Linked DNA regions of Homo sapiens: region 2 is linked to region 1. A link is a loop called in an ENCODE intact Hi-C map of the cell type or tissue named here. Cell type or tissue: mammary epithelial cell. All regions are shown on one strand. Links, peaks and the distances in the headings refer to the core of each region. The heading gives the core; the rest is flanking DNA.

Evidence for each region. Hi-C counts contacts between places; a loop is a spot of excess contacts. Peaks named below come from ENCODE experiments on the same cell type or tissue, not always from the same donor. Only the 100,000 strongest peaks of a DNase experiment are listed, where the experiment ranks them.
Region 2: it touches region 1 in a loop (5-fold over the local background); 11 of 110 quality-filtered maps call a loop at or near these places.

Annotation. Positions count from the first base shown.
Region 1 is chr4:153,580,937-153,583,840 of GRCh38, reverse strand. It overlaps TMEM131L (transmembrane 131 like), which reads right to left. Exons shown (of 35, transcript NM_001131007.2): 9 at 2,281-2,434; 10 at 593-651; 11 at 169-277. Among named protein-coding and RNA genes, the nearest start is that of TLR2, 100 kb to the left of the region's middle. In mammary epithelial cell, for the core only: no CTCF peak of the experiment used is centred there; no DNase peak of the experiment used is centred there.
Region 2 is chr4:153,221,234-153,224,137 of GRCh38, reverse strand. The region is part of intron 1 of TRIM2 (tripartite motif containing 2); the gene reads right to left. Among named protein-coding and RNA genes, the nearest start is that of TRIM2, 18 kb to the right of the region's middle. RefSeq lists a silencer at 1,025-1,214 and enhancers at 1,605-1,934, 1,730-2,231. In mammary epithelial cell, for the core only: no CTCF peak of the experiment used is centred there; a DNase peak (open chromatin) is centred at 1,767; H3K4me3 peaks cover 1,666 bases; H3K27ac peaks cover 1,922 bases.

The DNA.
Region 1 (2,904 bases), core at 306-2,805:
AGTTTCTACATCATACTATCTTAGAACTACTAAGGCTGGGACTTCTTGAAATCAAACGCATTCCCTTCACTTTTTTGAAACCATGCCTAATCTGTAGTTGTAGAAAGAGTTGCCATCATGACAACCAGATAACAAAAGTCAAATGACAATCTGTTTAAAAATCTGTACCTTTGCAGGTAAAAGAAGCAATTTTTGTAAAGTTTGTTGTAGAAGTAGGTAGTAGTACTGGTTCAAACTGCAGAGACAGAGCATCTCTCTGTGAGAAATGGCGTATATCCTGAAATAAAAGAAAAGTCCCATGTGACTACTCTCAGCTGGGAGAGTATTTATCCAGTTTGAATGAACCGTTAGAATAAATAGCACAGACCAGCCATACATAGCAACTGCTCAGCATCTGTGCCATAACCATATGGAGGGGATGCTGACAATCTTCATACAAACAGAGGTTCAAGCAAGGGCAAATGGGCTTAAATTAAAGCAAAAAAGAATAAAGATAGTGCTTCTGTCTCTGTTCCTGAAAAACCCTCATATTCTACAATTAAATGCACACTTGCAATTTTAAAAGTTACTTTAGGTAAGCATTTACAATTACCTGTATCCATATAAGGCTGTTTCCTGAATGTAATATATACATATTTACTGCTGAATCATCTGTCCAAAAGAATCAGAGTATTAAAGCAGAGTATTTAATCAGAGATTAAAACAGAGCCATCTCATTCTCACACCTTCATATAATCATTAAAATACCACATTACACATTTCTATAAAAAATGTTAACTTGTTTCTCAAAACTGAAATCAAAACTAGGAGGTGTTTTCTTTTTTTTTTTCTTTTTTAATCACAAGAAAAAAGATCCTCATAAAAATGCCTACCAACCTAAGCCCTCTAAATGATGAGGAACTACCAGGAGCAAAATTCTGAGTTTAGGGTCACACAATGCTCTTCTGAATGAAACTAACCAACTGGACGACTTCAAATAAAGCTATGTTCTCCTGTTGATTAGAAAGCTCCTCATTTCCTCATTTGGATAACCACATTTGGAAAGAAGAAAATCCTGAGATCTCAGGTTTCAGGCTTCCTTTTAGCCCTCACCCACAGAAGTGGTCCCCATGGGTCAGGGATCTGCCCTCATAGATGTTCACTGGCCACTATGAGAATCACCAAGCACTGAGGACAGGAGAGCTCTCCTGCTGATCCAGCACTACCACAGCCAGCTCTGAAGACTGAAAGGTAAAGGCTGTTTAACCAATTAAGACTGCCAAAGCAGGGCACGGTGGCTCATGCTTGCAATCCCAGCACTTTGGGAGGCCAAGCGGGGAGGAATGCTTGAGCCCAGGAGTTCAAGACCATCCTGAGCAACACAGGGAGAACCTGTCTCTACAAAAAAAAAAAAAAAAAAAAAAAAAACAACAAAAAAAAACGGTTTAAATTAGCCAGGCATAGTGGTGTGCGCCTGTGGTCCCAGCTACTTGGGAGGCCAAGGTGGCAGGATCGCTTGAGCCCAGGAGGCTGAGGTTGCAGTGAGCCGAGATCACATCTCTGTGCTCCCACCTGGGCTACACAGCAAAATCCTGTCTAAAAAAAACAAAAACAGAAACAAAACCAAAAAACAAACAAAAAAACCCAAAGAATAAAAACCATACTTTCTTGAATATGAATACAAATATACAGTCACATTCAGAAGTCTTGATAACCAAAAGATACTAGTATACTCTACGTTAGGAATTTCATGGATCACAGAATGTGTCTCTGAAAAAAGTTCTTAGGAAGTTAAACAGATGAATGCATTTATTTCTGATAAGTAGGACACACATTTCCAAAGATAAAATTCATAAAACTGAACACTAAAATTCTACCTAACTTGTCAAGCATCCAGGAACAACCGCAACCTATTAGCTATTTAAAATACAAAACAGCATGATGTGGTTAAATGAGCTTAGGCAAATCATTAAAAGTGGAACAAGAAACCCAAGACTTCAAATACTTTGTAAATATTTATATTAAACTGTCATGCCCATTTAATTTCCTTACTGTCTCCAAACATGAAGAAAAATTATTCCTAAGGAAACTCAGAATAGTTTGCAGTTGTCACTTCTCCCCAAAATAATACAGCCTTCTTAGCAGTTGTAGGTTGAGAACCAGTTACTACTACAATCACTTAATAATTAAAGCAAAGGCTATTTGTCTTGGTTTGCTATGATACAATCTGTTCATAAATGCTATAGAATGATGATGCAGACTGATGAAAATATAATAAAATTTTTAAACATTCCACCTTACCTGAGGTCTCAGATTCATCTGTAGCTACGTAAACAATAGAGAGATGATCTAACAAATGTTGTGTGTTTTCTTCAAATTCTTTTGAAAAGTTTTCCATTGTTACCATTATGCTCATTTGTAGACGCAAAACATCATCAGATTCCAGATAACAACCCTATGGTTGGAAGGAGGAGGAAAAAAGGAAAAAAAAAATCATCTCAACTTTGTGGTTTCAAACTATGGAGGAAAGGAGAAGCATTTAACGTAATGGGACGTGTGTGAGAACAGAATATGCTGTTTTGTGTTTTATTTTATTTTATTTTATTTTGAGACGGAGTCTCACTCTGTCACCCAGGCTGGAGTGCAGTGGTGCGATCTCGGCTCACTGCAAGCTCCGCCTCCCAGGTTCACGCCATTCTCCTGCCTCAGCCTCCCAAGTAGCTGGGACTACGGGCACCCGCCAGCACGCCTGGCTAATTTTTTTGTATTTTTAGTAGAGACGGAGTTTCACCGTGTTAGCCAGGATGGTCTCAATCTCCTGACCTCGTGATCCACTCGCCTCGGCCTCCCAAAGTGCTGGGATTACAGGCATGAGCCACAGCGCCCAGCCTTGTGTTTTATTTTTAAGCAAAGAGGCAGGAGGAA
Region 2 (2,904 bases), core at 254-2,753, 360 kb after region 1:
GTACCAGTTCTGCCAAAGATGAAATCAAGTGGAAATTTGAGAGGAAAGGTCACGTGGAGCTGGGAAGCAGTGGACCCAGCACAATACCTCCTCCCACCCCCTGGGAAAGGAACCCTCAATACAAGTTGTCAGGCAACAACTCTTAACTACATTCTAAAAATATTGATGTAAAATTTAATCTCCATTTTTAGAAGAAAACAATGAAAAAAGGCATAGATGTGCATACTGCTGCAAGAACAACCCCTCACACCCTAAGGGGCTAGCCTAATCTTTGGATGGCTGGAATTCTAAGTGCTCTAAAATTAACTCTTTAAAAGTCTTTGAATCTAAAGCTGTCTCTGTTCCATAAATTAAAGCTGGTGATTTCCCGGGAAAGCAAAGGGGCCTGGTGGAAGGCATCAGTTGCTCCATGGGGTTGGATTACAGGTCGGAACGAATTTGGGGTTCACAGAATGCTTTGGATCTGACAGGCATTTAGTGAGACGAACCGTCCTCCACACTCCCAGCTTTTTATCTACTTTGTCAGCGGCATGCAGCTTTCAACACCGGGCAAGTATTTTCAGAATACATACACCAACCAGAAAGAGCCCTGCAAACCCTCAAAAGTCACCATCTCCCTGCTCTAATAAGCCCGAACTGTAGTACGAGCTGGGGCAAAGAATAAAAGAGGAGGCTAAAGGAAGGAAAGTAGTTTTAGGAAAATGACCAAACATGTTTTTAAAGAAAAAGAGGAAGCCGATCTTTTCAAAATTACTACAGTCCTGCTTTCAGATTGCTCAGTATCTTTTTTTCTCTGCAAAATGACTTTGAAAGCTATCCTGCATGACGCGGGTGACTGAGGACGGCAGAGGTCCGCGACTCCCGGGAGAGCTCCGCGGGCAGGGCCTGGGAGCCGCGCGGCGTCCAGGTTCTGCTGCTCAGCGGCCCTGTTGCTGACAGCTCTGCGCCGCGCCGACCCACTGCACCCGCTCCAGGCCGGCTGCCAGCCCCGCAGCGCCCGTCCGGAAATGGACTCTGGGCAGGCTTCCCGCACGCTCCGGCCACCGGACCTTGCCCGGGCGGGAGGGTTCCCAGGGCACAGCCCGAGCCACGACTTACTACGAGACGGCGACTCGCTTCGCGGGAACAGCGCGCGCTCCGGAGTGGCCTGGGCCTCACCCCTCGGGCCTGGGCCTCGCTGCGCGCCCAGCCAGGGCCGAGGTGCCCTAGCTCACGACATCAGGCAGCGGGCAGGCGACCCAGGACTTCGCACCCGCTCCTCTCCGCCTCCTCCTTCCTCCCCCGCAGCCGCCCTTCTGCAGCCTCAGGCGATCTGAAGGTGAAACTGCTTTATCTAAGGCCGTTTTCTGAGCGAGCGGCTCAAGTAGTAAAAACAGACCAGAGGAGGAAAGTCGGCCTCCTGGCTGGACTCTGAATGGCTTTCACCGGGTGTCCTCGGCTCCAAATGGCTCTCTGGTCGGTCATTTCCATTCTGTGCTCAGGCCCAGAGCAGTAAGACATCTGTTTTCCATCAACCGCGAGGCAGAGGCAAATCCTGGATTAGATGTCGCCCGGCGCTCGCAGCATTTTCAGGCCCGGCACGACAGCTAATCCCCGCACAAAGAGCATGAAAACAAACACGCAAGTTGGTGCCCGGTTCCAGAAAGATTTCCCTGTGCGATGACTAAAGGCTCCTGCAGCCAGCCTCCAAGATGGGCCAATCGCAGCACAGCGGGGCAGGAAAAGGGGGTTGGCTCGGTTTTCAGGTCTCCTGAAAACGCATCCTCTTCCCCAGTCCCGTAAACACAAATGCAAACACTGTCCTTTCAGGGGAAGTGAGTTCAGCTTGACGGGGCTGAGAGAGCTGAAACGGGCCGGCCTCCATCATGACAGTTCATTATAAGCAAGCACAGCTCCTGAATGTGAGCGAAGAAAAAAAATCTCTGCGTTTCCTTCAAGTGAATGTTAACAAATGAGTCAAGTATGATACAATCAGTCCTGCAAATGATAAGTCATGACTGTCTCTTTAGGCCTTTTTACTCCGTAAAAGAAGTTGGAGTAGGGACCCTTCCTCTCTCTCTCTTTCTTTCCTTCCTTCCTTCCTCCCTCCCTTCCTCGCTCTTTCCTTCCTTCCTTGCTCTTTCCTTCCTTCTTTCCTTCCTTCCTCTCTCCCTTCCTTCCTTCCTCCCTTCCTCCCTCTTTCCTTCCTTCCTCACTCTTTCGTTCCTTTTCTCCCTCTCCCTCCCTCCCTTCCTTCCTCCCTCCTTCCTTCCTTCCTCCTTCCCTTCCTTCCTCTCTCTCTTCTTTCCTCGCGCTTTCCTTCCTTCCTTCATTTCCTCCCTCCCTCCCTTCCTTCCTCGCTCTTTCCTTCCTTTTCTTCTTTCCTTCCTTCCTTATTTCCTCCCTCCCTCCCTTCCTCACTCTTTCCTTCCTTCTTTTCTTCTTTCCTTCCTTCCTTCCTCCCTCCATCCTTCCTTCCTTACCTTCCTCCCTTCCTTCATCTGTCACAAGGCTGAGAATACAAAGCTTGAAAAAGCATGAGTCTACTTTCAAGGGCCTTATCTTCTTTGGGGGGCAGAGGGGAAGGTGGGGAGGGACGACCTACAATTTCAAAACACTATGAAATGATAGAAGTGTATGGACAGAGGGTTATAGGAACATAGAAGCAGGAAACGAAGAAAGGCCTCCCAGAGGAGGCTGCATTTGTTTGGTTTTTTTGTTTGTTTGTTTTGAGACAGGGTCTCGTTCTGTTGTCCAGACTGGAGTGCAGTGTCACAAACATGGCTCACTGCAGCCTTGACTTCCTGGGCTCAAGCGATCTTCACATCTCAGCCTCCCCAGTAATTGGGATTATAGGCACACCGCCACACTTGGACATTTCATATAAATGAAATCATATAATATGTGTGGGCTTTTGTGTCTGGC